Regions from separate parts of the Homo sapiens genome. Here region 2 is linked to region 1. A link is a loop called in an ENCODE intact Hi-C map of the cell type or tissue named here. Cell type or tissue: heart right ventricle. All regions are shown on one strand.

Region 1 (8,000 bases):
GATACCCTCTCCCACACCACCCTGCCCCGGGAAAGGACAGGTCCGCGATGGGACAAGGCCAGCCCCCACTGGGCACGTGCTCCACTCCACCAGGGCCACAGCGGGCGGGCTGAGTACCAGCGCTGAGCTGGGTTCTGGGCAGTGCCGGAGCTCAGGGCCTCGGCTGAGGCCCAGGCTCCCGCACACAGGCACCACGTCCCCACAGGCAGGGCCGGTGAAGCTGGGGCATCACGACCACGCCTGAGGTACAAGCCTGGCAGCGGCTTCATGGCTCACACCACACAACCCAACAGGGTTGGCCTTGGCCTGGGCAGCCGTTGGGGAAGGGGCTCTGTGGGCAGACGGCATCCCAGACCCACTTTTGCCCTCTCAAGCCTGAGAGCCCCCATTCCTCGCAGTCCCGTCTCAGGAAAACCCCAGTTGTCACTGGCACCGGCAAGGCCCTGGAGAATCTCCCCTGCCTTTCCAACCAGAGCTCTCCCCCTTGCCCCTCAGTCCTCCTCCTCTGGCGCACAGCCTCCGTGCTGCCCCTGCCCGAGTACCACTGTCGCAGCTCCATGAAGGCCACGCTCAACTGCCACGCTCCCTGCCGCCTCCGTTTCTTCCTCAGCACTTGCTGTGTTATTGTCTGACGCCCCTGCCAGAAGGTAAGCTCCCTAAGGGCTGTGATTTTTTTAATCTGTTTTGTCCACTGACAAATACCCAGCACTTAATACATGGCACTCAGTAGGTGCTCAATAAACAATGGCAGGGACCAGGTGTGGTCATGCATGCCTGTAATCCCAGTGCTTTGGGAGGCTGAGGACAGAAGATTGCTTAAGGCCAGGAGTTAGAGGATGCAGTGAGCCGTGATTGCACCAGCAACAAAGCAAGGCCCTGCCTCTACAAGAAACTTTTTTTTTTTTTTTGAGACGGAGTCTTGCTCTGTCACCCAGGCTGGAGTGCAGTGGCGCGATCTCGGCTCACTGCAACCTTCGCCTCCTGGGTTCAAGCAAGTCTCATGCTTCAGCCTCCTGAGTAGCTGGGATTACAGGCGCCCGCCACCACACCCGGCTAATTTTTGTATTTTAAGTAGAGACGGGTTTCACCATGTTGGTCAGGCTGGTCTCGAACTCCTGACCTTGTGATCCTCCTGCCTTGGCCTCCCAAAGTGCTGGGATTACAGGTGTGAGCCACTGTGCCCTGCCTCTACAAAAAACTTTTAAAGGGAGCCAGGTGTACCGCACGTACCTATAATCCCAGCTACACAGGAGGCTGAGGTGGGAGGACTCCTTGAGGCCAGGAATTCAAGGCTGCAGTGAGCTGTGATCATACCACTACACTCCAGCCTGGGCAACAGAGCAAGACCCCGTTTCTTAAAAAAAGTTTTAATTGCATGAATGAATGAATGGGCCCTGTACCTAGCTCCCAGTAAGTGTTCAATAGATGCCAGCTATTGTTATTTCTCCCATTAAATCTTCTATTTTTTCTGTGCTTGCAACTTCCCTCTGGCTTTTTTGGTTTTGGCTGCTGCTCCCACCCTCGGTCAGCTGTCAAATCTCACCTTATGTTGCAAATACAAGCGTTTTGCCTACCCTCTGCCATTGCCGCCACCCTGGTGGGGGTCCCCTTAGCTCTCATCTGATGATGACAGCCCCACTCCCTGCCGTCCAGTCTACTCGGCCACCTTCACAGCACAGACCTCAGAGCAGGGCAGGGTTGGGAGAAGTGACGTGCTAAGGAGTGGGCACGTTCTTAGAAGCTGTGCTCTGGGGGTTTCACGGCCTCCCTGGAGTCTGTCCATGGAACATGCAGTAAGGCTGCCACATCACTTCTCTTCAAAACCTCTCAAGTGCTCATCTCTGCTTAAGTGACAAGTCATGACCCAGCCTGAAAGTACGTCTGACTTAACTTCCACGCTTCCTAGGCAAACTCAACTACTCACTGTAGCTTTTTTTTTTCTTTTTTTTTTCAAGACATAGTCTCACTCTGTTCCCCAAGCTGGAGTGCAGTGGTACAATCTCAGCTCACTGCAACCTCCGCTTCCCGGGTTCAAACAATTCTCTACCTCAGCCTCCCAAGTAGCTGGGATTACAGGCACCCGCCACCCCGCCTGGCTAATTTTTATATATTTTTTTTAGTAGAGACGGGGTTTCACCATCTTGGCTAGGGTGGTCTTGAACTCCTGACCTCATGATCCACCTGCCTTGGCCTCCCAAAGTGCTGGGATTACAGGCGTGAACCACTGCACCCAGCCTCACTGTAGCATTTATAGCCGCTGGGCTTTTGCTTAAAAGATGGCCATTCCCTCTTCCCAGTTTCCAAGGAACCAAACATACCCAACCCCCAAGGCCCAGCTCAATTGGAGCTGCAGCCCCAAAGTTTTCCTGATTCCCTGCAGAGCAGAGCACCCAGCTCCTCCAGCACCTCATCACTCCCCCAGCACCGAATCTGTGCCTCGCTCGTTCCCGAAGCTTATCCACCTTGCTTCAGTTACGGACACGTCCTCTCTCCCTCTGGCCACCAGCCGAGTAGCAACAGGAATCTTTCCTGATCCGTCTGTGTCCAGCCGAGTGAACGGACTCACCAAAGAAACCCCGGCAGCCAGAGCCTCTACCTTGCCCCTCTTTCCAGGCTCGCCAGGGACTAGATTCACAGTCCCTGTCACCTGCAGGCTAAGTGAACTGCCATGATCACTTTTGCAGGTGCCACTTGAGTCAACCCCGGTTTCTCAGTCTAGAGGCAAAGGCCGGCATGGAGAAGAGCGAGAGAAAAACACCAGGGCAGACTGGGGCTACAGTCACCCCCACAGCAGTGCTGACAGCAGAGCTGTGCCTGTCCACTCCTGCCCTTCCTGGACCTTCCCAAAGGGATCTGGGGTTTCTCCTCAGTTCAGGGCGAGCCAGAAGATATGCTGGCTGGATTAGAAGGCAGAGACATTCTCAGACACCTCCCCCCACCCCCCACCCCCACCCCCACCCCGGTCTAGTGGGGAACTCCAGCCACGTCCTCAAGCACCTGATCTAAGACAGGCGGGAGGCAGAAGGCTGGGTCAGCTGTTGGTCTCCCCCACAGCCACCAGAGGGCAGTGCAACCCTTGAGCTTGGAAGGCCTGGACCAGGGTCCGGGGATCCCTGCAGGCTTTCAGGGCAGGGATTCTACCTGCGTCAGAATCCTCTGGGCAGTCTCCCGCCCTAAAACAGCCTGATGCAGGCAGCTGGAGTAGGGCCCAAGGCCTGCATTTGGAAAAGGTTTCTCGTGTAATTCCAATGTGCACACTACTGAAAGCCAGCGTCGCAGGGCTGGATCTGGAAGTGGGTGAGCCTCCACTCGCCCCCAGCCTCCACTCGGGACAGCCCCTGTCCATAGAAGCAGCCCCTTGGCAAAGGGGAGTGGAGCTGGAGGCTGGAGGAGAGTGCAGGGATCAGCAACAGGAAAGGTGAACAGTCTGGAAACCATGGTGACCTGGAGTCAGTGCCCTACAGTGGGAGGGCGGCTGAGGCCCACCTCAAGAAGGGGCCTGGCCCCATGTCCCAGTGGTAACATGGCCACAAGCTGTGTGATCTGGAGCTAGTCATTTACCCTTTGCTGGACCTGGGTTTCCTCACCTGGAAATGAGGTTCCAAATACTTCTGTGTTCTTGTATAGGTAATCACGGAGCATAATGTATGAAAGGAAATATGTCAGGTATAGACAGTGCAAAAGTCACTGTGAAACCAGTGGGCCTCAATCAATGGGACAGTCAGCCAGGCCTGCTTGGGGAGGCAGGGGCCGCACCGGTAGTGCCACCTGGGGGCTTTGCCCAGACCCAGCAATGCCCAGACCAACCAATCAGAATCTCTGGAGGTGAGATGCAGGCACCAGCATTTAAAGCTCCAGGTCCTTGAAATGATACAAGGCCAAGTGTGAGAACCCCTTGGGTTATATAATCCAGACAAGTGGTCTGCAATCTTTGTATCAGAATCACATTTGGAAAATTGGATAAAAACACCATTCTATGTTGGTCCAGACAAGGGACTCAAGACCAGTACATGAGATTCTGTCTCAACAGAAAGGAAGAACTTTCTAACAGAGTCACCCAAAAATGGTAGGCAGTGAGTTCAGCAGCACTGGAGGGAATCAAGTAGAGACCAGTCAAGTGATTAAGTGATACCAGCGTACGTGGCAGCTGAAACTGCAGAGGCAGAGTGATCCCGGGGGTCCCTTCCAGCCCTGAGGCTCCCTGAATGTTACTGGCGACAGAGAAGCCCAGCTTTGGGGAAGGAGGTGGGGCCGGCCGCCTACCTGCCTCTATTCTTCCCAAGCGGGAGTGGCTGCTGCGGTTGCCATCAGTCTGCAGCTCATCGTAGCCCTCCCACTGGGGAGCCAGCACTGGCAGCTCGTGGCCCAGTGCGTCCAGCTCTCTGCGGAAGCTGTTGTCAGAACAGCTTTGGAGGAAGCCAAACACCAGTAGGTTTGTGATGCACTCATCCCTGAGGCTGGAACCGTTGTTGACCTGAGGGGAAAGGGGAGTCAGGAAGCCGGGACTTCAGCCAGGCCAGAGGCCCCTCCTGCAAAGAGCTCCAGTTGCAGCTGGCCCAAAGAGCCTCACAGGTCCCAGAGAGCTGAGGGACCCTGTGGGCTGGAGGGCCCTGCAGGAGGTCTCAACAGGCAGAGGCAAGGTCTGCAGCCACAGCTTTAAGCAGCACTGCCCGTAGATGGCAGGGAGCGAGCCCCGACTCTGCAGAAAGGGATTCCTCTGCAGAGGAATCTGCTGGACCTCCTGAAACACGCGGCTGGGGAGCTTCCCACTAGGTGAGAAGGCCACAGGCTGTTCCGGGGAGGCGAGCGAGTGTCATGCGGGCATCATCCGCCATCCTGTGCTGGCACGCTTTCTTCAAGTTCCCCTGCAGGCTTCAGCAATCTGAGCCCACCTTTCCTGGCTGTGCTTCCAACAGGCGGAGCCTCTTTCCGCTCATCTCCTTCACGGGCTCAGGAGGGTATTGGGCAGATGGAAGATTTTCAGTAACTACTGCGGAGTGGTGACCACAGCTGGGCACCTGCCTTTGGCCAAGCTTGGTTTACTTTGGGTGGGTGTGTCCTTAATCCGAATCCCACAGGGAGTGGTGGCACTGGCTCCTGCTCTACCCAGAGGGGCTGGGCTCTTGGCCGGCAGCTCTCCAGCTCCCTGGGCAGCACTGGCAGCTGCAGCTTGGCCAGCATCTGTGCCGCCAGAGATGGCAGGGACTGTTCTTGGGGTACTGACTGTGTTTGGGGGCTGTATTCTTACAGGCAAAGGTGAGCCCTGCAGCTGGGTGTGCCCAGACCAGAGAAAGACCTAAGGTGGAAGAGAGAACAAAACACAAAGAAGGGCAGGGACGCTGAGATCTGCGCAGATTCACACAAAAAGACCTCCTGGGCTGCCAGAGAAGGGTGGGAGGGAAGATGGAAGTGTAGGCAGAAATTTATTTCTATTCTCTAAGTCCATAATATTTTTCATTAGAAAAACCAAAAACTTTTAGAGGACAGTTCTTACAGGGCAAATTGTTTTTTTGTTTTTGTTTTTGTTTTGAGATGGAGTCTCGCTCTGTCACCCAGGCTGGAGTGCAGTGGTGTGATCTCGGCTCACTACAACCTCCGCTTCCTGGGTTCAAATGATTCTCCCGCCTCAGCTTCCTGAGTAGCTGGGATTACAGGTGTGCATCACCACGCCCGGCTAATTTTTGTATTTTTAGTAGAGACGAGGTTTCACCATGTTGGTCAGGCTGGTCTCGAACTCCTGACCTCGTGATCCGCCCGCCCCCCAACTCCCCCCAACTCCTTGGCCTCTCAAAGTGCTGGGATTACAGGTGTGACCTACTGCACCCAGCAGCAAATTGTTTTAATGCTTTGCTAGGTGATGCCTGTAATCCCGGCACTCTGGGAGGCAGAGGCAGGAGGATCGTTTGAGCCCAGGAATTTGAGACCAGCCTGGCAACAAGATCCCCATCTCTACAAAAAATAAAAATTAGCCAAGGTGGCATGCACCTGCAGTCCCAGCTACTCATGAGACTGAGGCGGGAAGGTCACTTGAGCCCAGAAGTTTGAGGCTGCAATGAGCCATGATCACACCACTGCACTCCAACCTGGGTGACAAAGTGAAACCCTGTCTCAAAAAAGAAAAAAAAAATGCTTAAAATAAGGAGCTTGGCCGGGCGCGGTGGCTCACGCCTGTAATCCCAGCACTTTGGGAGGCCGAGGCGGGCGGATCACGAAGTCAGGAGTTTGAGACCAGCCTGGCCAACATGATGAAACCTTGTCTCTACTAAAAATACAAAAATTAGCCGGGCCTGGTGGCGGGCGTCTGTAGTCCCAGCTACTTGGGAGGCTGAGGCAGGAGAATCGCTTGAACCCGGGAGGTGGAGGTTGCAATGAGCCGAGATCGCGCCATTGCACTCCAGCCTGGGGGACGAGAGCCAGACTCCGTCTCAAAACAAACAAACAAACAACAAAAATAAATAAATAAATAAATAAAAATAAGGAGCTTGTGTATTGCTGCAGCCATAAAAAAGAATAAAATCATGTCCTCTGCAGCAACACGGATGGAGCTAGAGGCCATTACCCTAAGTGAACTAACTCAGAAACAGAAAATCAAATACTGACTGTTCTCACTTATAAGTGGGAGCTAAACAATGGGTGCCCATGGACACGAAGATGGAGAGAGCAGGCACCGGGCACTTTACAGTAGGGAGGCGGGGGCGGGGGAGCGCAGAAAGAGTCCCTCTCCATGCGATACCGGAAGCCCAGTCCCCACCAGTGCACAATATTCCCATGTGACAAACATGTACACGTGCCCCTGAATCTAAAATAAAATAAAATAAGGTGCTTGTGTATTGCTATTCAGCCTTTACTTCTCCAAAGTTGTTTCTGAAGAGAGGAAAAACTGTATGCAAAATTCCACTGCATCAATTCCTAACAATTCTTGTACGGAGCAGCCGCATGGCACAAGACAGCTTACAAACAGGATGTGCTTCATTCCTGCCTCAAGCGACAGTCCTGGTGACACAGTTAGTGCTGGGCTAAGCTGTGTCACCCAAAAAGAAAAGCGCAAGTCCTAACCCCAAGTACCTGTCAATGTGACCTTATTTGAAAATAAGGTTTTTACAGATGTAATCAAGTTAAGATGAGGTCATATTGGATTAGGGTGGGCCCTAAATCCAATGACTGGTGTCTTTGTAAGAGAAAGGAGAGGGAGATTTAAGCAGAGACACACAGAGAGGACGCCATGTGAAGACAGAGGCAGCCACAGGAGCCAGGAGAGCGCCCCAGAAGGAAGCAGCCGGGCAACATGGGATTCCAGCCTTTGGGCCTCTAGAACCGGGAGGGGATCCGCATCTGTTGTTTAAAGCCACTCTCCTGCTTGGAACCGCCTACAGCAGCCCCAAGAAGCTAACGCAGGCAGCCGCTGCCCAAGGACTTCTTTTTGACCTGCGCTTGGTAAATTGGCATCCAGAATCTGGACACAGAGCGGTGCTGCCACCACAGCAGGTCAGGTTATCAAACTCAAGATCCCACAGAAAATAAAGACTCGAGGCGGCAGGGAGGGAGAGGAAAGAATGGCACCTGCCAGAGGAGGTCTAGGTGCCGCAAGTGACCGTGAAGCCAAGCACTGGGCCCACTGAGTGGACAGCTGTGTGGACAGGCTCCTGTCTGGACCAGTGCCTCAGGGACAGGCTGGGCCGGCCCTGCAGGACAGGAGTGGGCTCGGAAGATGGATGCCATTTAATTCCAAGAATAGGGCTTGTGCTGTGCCAATATGGAATCATGCCCTTTTTTGATCTTCTAGATCCACTTTGTTTTTGGAGACAGAGTCTCATTCTGTTGCCCAGGCTGGAGTACAATGGTGCCATCTCAGCTCACTGCAACCTCTGCCTCCCAGGTTCAATGGATTCTCCTGCCTCAGCCTCCCAAGTAGCTGGGGTTACAGGCACGTGCCACCACGCCTGGCTAATTTTTGTATTTTTAGTAAAGATGGGGCTTCACCATGTTGGCCAGGCTGGTCT
Region 2 (8,000 bases), 330 kb after region 1:
GCAAAGCCCTGCAGGAGTTAATAGTTTGGTGTGGGATTTGCTTCCGTAAGCAGACGGTGAGCAGGCTGCAATGCAGGTAAGTACAGGGTGCCACAGGAAGATAGACAAGTAGCTCGTCACCCACCTGACAGAGGCAAGGAGAGATTTAGGAAAATCTTCCCAGAAGGGGTGATAATTGAGCTAAACTCTGGAGGGTTAAAAGGGGTCAGCCTGTCCAGGAAGCAGAGAGGGGCTTCCAAGAAGAAGGAGTCATTTGCTTAAAGTCCCAGGTTGAGAGAGGGCAGAGTGGGCCAGGACAGTGGCAGGGTGGGCTTTATGACTGCAGCTGTGGGTATGAGGAGGAGACTAGGAGTGAGAAATGAGGCCAGGAAGGCAGGCAGGGGCTGGGTCCTGAGGGACATGGGCAAGCTGCTTCCAGGAGATGGATGAAATGAGCGTGTGCTCCTTGAAGGAGTCTTCCTGGCTGTGCCCACCAACGGGCAGGCAGTGGCGGCCCCCGTCGGTCAAAGCTGTGTCATCGCTCAGAGGCTTGCTAAGCTGCAAGTCATGCAGGTGCAGGCAGAGGCGGGGGCAGGAGGGCAGAGGTTCTTAGCCAGCATGATGGGGCACAGCTATGTAATTCTCGGGTGGTTTGGGGATAGGAGGATTCTTTCCACACACTCTGACGCTGTCACTCCAAAGTCAGGCATTTCTTCACTTGACAATGGGCACCTGTAGGATGGATGGGGCATGGCAGCCATATCTGCAGCTGTATGCCAGTTGCATTTGGTGCAGAGAGCAGAGGGCAACACTGCTCTAAATTCAATGGCTCTGGAAAGGAGGTGGGGTGAGAGGCAGGAGAGGTGATGACATTGGCATGTGGGTCCTGGCTCCTAAATACCGTGGCTCGCTTTACAATCTGCCGGGTCTTGCATGTCCAAGGAAGTACGCAACCTCGATGTGATGGTCTAAGAGAATATTTTATTGCTACTTGCTATTATTGAGAATTGAAAATGGATCTGACTGGGCAGAGAACACACCAATCCCATCACATCATCCCTGCCACCCATACAGCAGTCTGCTGCTCCCTCTTCATACAAAGTCCTTTATCTGTTTGGCTGCTGGGGTTTGAGAGAAGCAGCAGCATGGCAGGGATTGTCATTTGCTTTGAATTTATTCAGCTCTGATCTATTGGGGTGGTACCATGGTCTCCCCAAATTCAGACAGAAAGGGAGTAGTGAGGATAAGACCCCTTGGTGGGGAGCTTAATGTGGACTAGCGGCTCATCCTGCATGTCCAGGAACTGGATGGCTCCAAGCCAACTGTCTTCCTCAGGGGCAGGGTCTTCTTTAGATCCCCAACACTGCAGTCTCGGCACCTTGCTACTGCCCTGATTTCCACAGACTGGCAGGACGTGATGCATGCCACATTGCACCAGAGTGATCACAGCTGTGGACAATTCTACTAAAACTACTTGCAACTCAGCCACCTGCGCAATCATTTTCTCCCTTTTTGCTACCCTTCTTCTCAATCTTTCACTTCCCTCTCACATTTTGCTAGGCAAAAGAATGACCTAAATTAAGTGCTCCTTCCCTTACCTACTCCTTTAACCCCTCTTTTCCGTTCTCCCTTTCAGCTCTCTCTCACCCGGTTCTTCTCATCCCCCTTCCTCTTCCTGTTCTGCAGCCAGCTGTGCTGGGTCGAGGGGTCAAGGGAGTGACTAAAGTGCCGTGTGTCCTTGTTGGTGGGTTTGACACTTTATCCTCCAAATGCTAAACGGTGCCTCTGCCATCGCACAGTGCCACCAGGTGCCTTGCCCTGTGGTTTACGTTATGCACTGGGGGCACCTTTCACATACAATACAAAGTCCACGGGGCCACTGGAGTTGTGCAGCTCAGCCACCTTGGTTTCAATGTGGCACTCAGAAGCCTCCAAAGCAACAAATCTCTTAGGGGAAAATGGTGGCCTCTTGGTGGAGACCAGGTTCTCAGATGGACGTCTAAGTCTGTGAAAAATGCCTCTATGTACCCAAGTCTCCCTGTTACTGTTAACCTGAGGCTCAGAGCCTTCTGACTCAAAAATCTTCCTACTTAGGCTGGGTGCAGTGGCTTACACCTGTATCCCCAGAACTTAGGGAGGCCAAGGCAGGTGGATCACTTGAGCCCAGGAGTTTGAGACCAGCCTGGCCACCATGGTGAAACTGCTTCAGAGGCTGAGGCACAAGAATCGCTTGAACCTGGGAGGTGGAGGTTGTAGTGAGCCTAGGTGGTGCCACTGCACTCCAGCCTGGGTAATAGAGTGAGACCTTGTCTCAAAAAACAAACAAACAAACAAACAAACAAACAAACACCTTCCTGATCCCCCCTCTCCAGCCTCGCCATCCACTGCTTCCCATGTGACCATGTCTCTGGACAGATGGATGGTCTGGACAGGCCATGTGCTGGCCTGGCTCCACACCCAGCTTCTGAAGGTCTTCTTGATGGCAGCACCTTCTCTCTAGATCGGAATCCATCCTCCTGTCCATCCCTGCTCAGCAACACCCTTGCACCATTCTCCAGACTCTTTTAGAGTCTGCTCCCCTCATTGGGGACAGTTCACTGGTTTCCACTACAGTTAGAAAGAAATCCCTCCTCCTGATCCTTATGAGGCCCTGTGTGCTTTGACCCCAGCCTGGCTCTCCCACCTCCTGCTCCTGCCCTTGTCCACTCTCCTCCCACCACATTGGCCTTCTGCTCGCATGCTCACCACCCTCACACCCCTCTCAAGGCCCCGCACTTGCTGCTGTGACTTCTGCTTGAAGAACTCTTCCCCCAGATATCAGGGGCTGCCAGGAAGTGAGATCTGTAAGGGCAGAAGCCTTTTCTTTTGGCAGAGTCACAATTGCATTCCAAGTGGCTTAGAACAGTGCCCGCCTGGCACATGGTGGGCGACGGGTAAATAAACACTGAATGAAAGGTGTAAGCACACGCTGCCCTATGTTGTCTGTCTCTTTCTTCCTTGCTCCATCTTTCCTTTTCCATCCTCCCCCGAGGGGAAGCCTCCTGAGGGCAGAGATCTGCTCTGTGTCAGACATCCCCCTCAGCATCCAGCCTAGTGCCTCCAGCAAAGGTGCTTCTGTCAACATTTGTTGACAGAATGGAGACCAAGCTAGTGGGAACAGTTCTTTCACGCCTTTCCCACCAGGCGGGCTCAGCAGCCTCCCAGGCAGACAAAGAGTAACCCTTGTCCTCCCAGGCCGCTGGTCCTTTGGTTCGGCAAGCCTGCCAGCAGCACAGCCTCGGGGACGTCTGCTCCTTTTGCAGCAGAGCAGATCTTCACCTGGGTTTCCTTCCCACCATCACTTTCTGAGCTGCTCAGCGTCAGAAAAAGGGTATCTGGCCTCCTGGAACTACAACTGTCCCATCATCACACACCTAATCCTAGGAGAAAGCAGTGTTCTGCTGAAGTAACTGCTGGATTTAAAAAGTGAGATCTTCTAGAAAGATGTATTAAAAGATCATGACTTTGGCTGCTGTATTTCAAAGACCAGGCAGGCATTTAGGTGACAGAGTTAAATATTCCAAACTTACCTCATCCTCTCTCTCTCTGTCTCTCAAGGGTAAACATTCCATTCCTCTTCCAAAACCCAGTGCTTCTCCATATTTGGGAATCTGGAATGGGTACTAGGGGCACAGCCCTGTCTCCTCTCGGTGTCTGCTGGGAGCTGTAGTCACCAGAGAATGTCGGCTGCTTTTCTCTGGCCAGCAAGCAGGCTCTCCTTTCTCAGGAGGACATCTGAAAGCAGGAAAGCTGTACACAGTGAGATGCGAGGGTGCTATTAGGAGGCTTGCCTTCTATTTTCAGCTCTCCATGAGCTAGTTTTGAGCAAGGCCTCACTCTTTTCATGGCTCAGTCTCCCAAACTGTAAAATGGGCATAATTCTCTCTCTCTTTTCCTGGCTGCCTGATTGTTTGTTGGGTGGAGTAATTAGGCAGCACCCATTCAGTGCTTTGAGTTCATTCTAGAAAAGAGTGCTTTATAAATAACACTTGTTATCTCTAAAGGGGAAAATATTAATGGCCTAGATACCTCCATAAACTGACACTTTGCCTATAAGTCAAAAAAGATGCCGTGGAATTCCTTGTATGTGCCTTCCACTCACCCTGGGTTTAAATGGTTTCCCTGCATCTCCTTCTATTTTGTATCATCTCTAGTTTCATATCCTCAAGAATAAACAGTCTCCCTCCTTCCTCTCTGAAAAAAATAAAAAAAGAGTAAGACAGACCAACTCTGCCCTATGCCAAACACACAAGAACATTGTGAAGAAGAAACCACCTAGATCAGACTGGAGCTCCGAGAACTTTATCTCCTTCTTCCCAACTAGTGCATGAGAACTCAGTCTCCACGCAAGAGGCTGACCTTTGTTCCCATAGAAAAAGGCACACAGATTTCATTGCAGCAGGAAGGATTTTTGAAAGATCTTAATAAGGACTCCCCTTTCTGGAGACTTGAGAGAAGAGTTTTGACACCCAGCACCTTCTCTTTGAGGAGAGAGTCTGGTACAGTGCAGTGGAAACAGCAGCAGAGGTGGAATCAAACTGGTTAGGATCCCAGCTCTGAGACTCAGGCAAACATGTAACCTCTCCGGCCTTAGTTTCTTCAGCTATAAAATTGAGACAATAATATAATCTAGAGGTTTTTTTATAAAGTACTGCACAAAGATCAGTCGTTATAAGAGGCAGTATGATGCAGTGGTTAATAACAAGGAATTTTCAAGTCAGAGATACCTGGATTAGAATTCCACCTGGATTAGCTGTGGAAATGTGATCAAACTACTCAGCCTCTCTAAGCCATAGTTCTATGATGTTTAACATGGGGATAATGAGCATTAAATGAAGCAATGCATCAATGCATGTAATGGACCTAGCATGGAGCCTGGCACACACTAATTTCTCGATAAATATCGTTATGACTATTATCATTGTCACTGCAATCATTTTTACGTATCTTATGCTTGATCATCTCACTTCATGATAATCAAATCAAATAATGTGAAAGTGCTTTTTAAGTTGTAAAGTACCACACAAATGTGAAGGATGAGGAGAATGAAGCATACAAAGGAGGGAGCTGGGCACCCCAGAGTTCTCCTTGCAGCTTCAGGACTATATGGGATCAAGGACGTATACTTGCTTTTTAGCTACAGAGAACTGTAAACAGCTAAGTCATTATTAGTAACAGCGGGATTGTTTGATTTCTTGTTTTAGGTAGTAATTCCAATATCCAATTGAAGAATAGAAAGGACTCCCCTGACGCACCATGGGTAAGTCAGGGTGCAGAGTGGCATAACTCTGTGTAGCTACGCATGCTCATTGTGTGTGCTTGTGGAGGGATATGCAGCACAGTGCTAAAAGTTCTTATTAGGAGTGGTAGGATTTCAGATGATTCTCATTCTCTTTGTACTTTTGTGTCTTTGAATTATTTTTACTTTAGGTATGTATCATTTAAGCAAAAACAAAAGACAAAAGACAGTGGATACTGAACAACCAGATTCCCGTTTGTAAAACCTTGGATCCATAGTTTCCTCTAATCCCACAGAAGGTTTTCTCAGGTATGGAAAATGGAGTTTCTGAAAACCAGGAGCAGCTGGCGAAAATCATAATGACAAATGCCTGTGACAGGAAGTCAGAGGGGAAGGAGTCCCTTCAAGATGGCCCTGGGAAGGGAAGAAGAGAGATGCCTTTTCATCTCTGTTTATTTCATAGGCTATAATAACATGGTGGTTTCAATCATAGGCTGTGTACACATGAGTTTCCTTGTTTGCTATGGTAACATGTCATTCCTGTTTTTCCATCTCTGTTTTTCTGATCCCTTAGACTCTGGCTGTCAGAGAGGAGAACTATGAACTCACCTACTCATTCATGCTGCCCAGGTAATCACCTCTGTCATGAGCGATTAGGGGAAGGGTGTGTGGAGTCTACCTGTAATATATTTCCACTGTCCCGCTACATTTCAGAACCAGATGCACAAAGAACAAACAAGTTTCCCAGCAGGACTCAAAATAGAAGGGATGGTGACTGCATGCCTTACCATTCGGGATCCTCTTCTTCCCGGAGAACTCCGCGCAGGCAGGTCTGTACCTGCTTAGAGGCAGCCTGTCTGTTGAGCAGCCCATCCTCAGTGAGGGACGATAAGAGACTGGGGCTGGGGGGATGGGCAGAATCTTTGCTGTTGCCACAAACTGGGAGTGTCCGCAGAAAACTGAATGTGTCTGGACTTCGCCATCAAAACCCATGTTAGTGTGGCGCAGGAACAAGGTAGGCTGCCACATCCGGCCTGGCACACTGTAAAACTGCACACCTCCAGGGGGCGCCACCCCCACCCACACGATGTGCGATATGATTAACACCTCCAAGAGTTGTGCCCTGTGAATCCCAGGAAGGGTCATTCTTTTTTCTTTCTTTCTTTCTTTCTTTTTTTTTTCTGAAACAGAGTCTTGCTCTGCTGCGCAGGCTGGAGTGCAATGGTGCAATCTCAGCTCACTGCAACCTCCGCCTCCTGGGTTCAAGTGATTCTCCTGCCTCAGTCTTCCGAGTAGCTGGGATTGTAGGCACCCACCAACATGCCCAGCTAACTTTTATATTTTTAGTAGAGACAGGGTTTCACCAGGTTGGCCAGGCTTTTCTCGAACTCCTGACCTCAGGTGATCCACCCACCTCAGCCTCCCAAAGTGCTGGGATTATAGGGATGAGCCACCACACCTAGCTGGAAGGGTCATTTTTCCTGAACATCCTAACTTGCAGAGAAAGGTCTTTACAAAACCAAGTAGACTGGAGCTTGGCTGAGTAGCCCTTAACTTTTGAAGTGAACTGAAATGTCATTGATTAAAAATATACACAGACACCTGTTTTCCTCACTTCACCGACTTTTAAGTGTTGCATCTGGTGTCCTTCTTACTCTACTCCGGAAACAGATGCCGAGTGGGGCCTCAGTTTCTCCTTGACTGTAGTATAAAGCTCCTTCCAACTCTAAAATTCTGTGGCTCAGAGTGACTGAGTTTATTAGATTATTTCTAGGAAATAAGGAAAAGAACTCTAGTTGCAAATTGCTCATAGACAAGAAGTCAGGCTGGGCAGATCAATATCTGGAAACACCTGCCAGTGTCTGTCTTTTTGCAGGCCTGGGCCAGGGCACGGACCTTCTCAGCTTCCAACCTTTTCACACAGTGCTTACCAGCAAGGGTGCCTGAAAGTCAAGGCCATATGACACTGAAGAGCACAAGGGAGGTGGGGTCCCTCTGCAGCATTACATGCTATTATTTCACACCAAGCTAGATGGCACCAGGATCCCAGAATGAGTGGGACCCTGTCCCTGCCCACAGGAGAACACAGTACAGTAGGGGAATGACACAAATAACTATAAGGAACTGTGGAAACTTGGAAGGACCCACAGGTGAGGCATCAAGAAAGCAAAGCACAATTGGGAAAGAGTGATTTGCCTGAATCAGGTAGGATCAGGAAAGACTCTGGGAGGAGAGAGCATCTTTATACCCTTCCACAATAGAGCCAGGGCTGAATTATCCCCAGTGCACACCCATTACTGGTTTCGTTTTTCAGGCTTGGAGAGGGAATGAATTGATCTGGCATCGTGAAGATTTGTTCAGCCTTCCCTGAGTGCATCTTCTGACTCCTGGGGTAGGTAAGAAATGGAGGGGCTCCTGGAGTCACCTTCAAGGCAGATGAAGAGGAGCTATGGAGGCCCTTTGAAGCATGGCCCCTGGGCATGGGATCTGGTGAGAAACCTCCTTCCCAGCTTTGCCACTGAAACCATGGATTTTAAACTTCGGCAGAGTTTCCAAGCTTTCATTTCCCATCTATCAATAGGGATAATAATAATAATATACCTGTATGACCTTGTTCACAGGTTTGCTGTCAAGGTCAAATAAGACAAGCAAAAGTACCTTGTAGATCCAGTATTATACTAGTTAAGAAGAAAGACTGGAGCCCAGTGGTCCGGATTAAGTCCGCACACCTCCCCCAGCTCCA

Evidence for each region. Hi-C counts contacts between places; a loop is a spot of excess contacts. Peaks named below come from ENCODE experiments on the same cell type or tissue, not always from the same donor. Only the 100,000 strongest peaks of a DNase experiment are listed, where the experiment ranks them.
Region 2: a loop joins it to region 1, with 2.6 times the contacts of the local background. A loop is called at or near these places in 52 of 110 quality-filtered maps.

The regions. Positions count from the first base shown.
Region 1 is chr22:17,739,540-17,747,539 of GRCh38, forward strand. It overlaps BID (BH3 interacting domain death agonist), which reads right to left. Exons shown (of 6, transcript NM_001196.4): 3 at 4,264-4,474. Among named protein-coding and RNA genes, the nearest start is that of MIR3198-1, 21 kb to the right of the region's middle. RefSeq lists a silencer at 2,884-3,178 and an enhancer at 4,756-5,376. In heart right ventricle, a CTCF peak has its summit at 3,085 (motif pointing right); a DNase peak (open chromatin) is centred at 3,070.
Region 2 is chr22:18,064,936-18,072,935 of GRCh38, forward strand. LOC105372853 (a long non-coding RNA gene) reads left to right here. Exons shown (of 6, transcript XR_001755424.2): 2 at 5,223-5,278; 3 at 5,832-5,887; 4 at 5,972-6,087; 5 at 7,572-7,653. Among named protein-coding and RNA genes, the nearest start is that of PEX26, 9.1 kb to the right of the region's middle. RefSeq lists a silencer at 500-589 and an enhancer at 5,172-6,371. In heart right ventricle, a CTCF peak has its summit at 6,333 (motif pointing right); a DNase peak (open chromatin) is centred at 3,686; H3K27ac peaks cover 2,382 bases.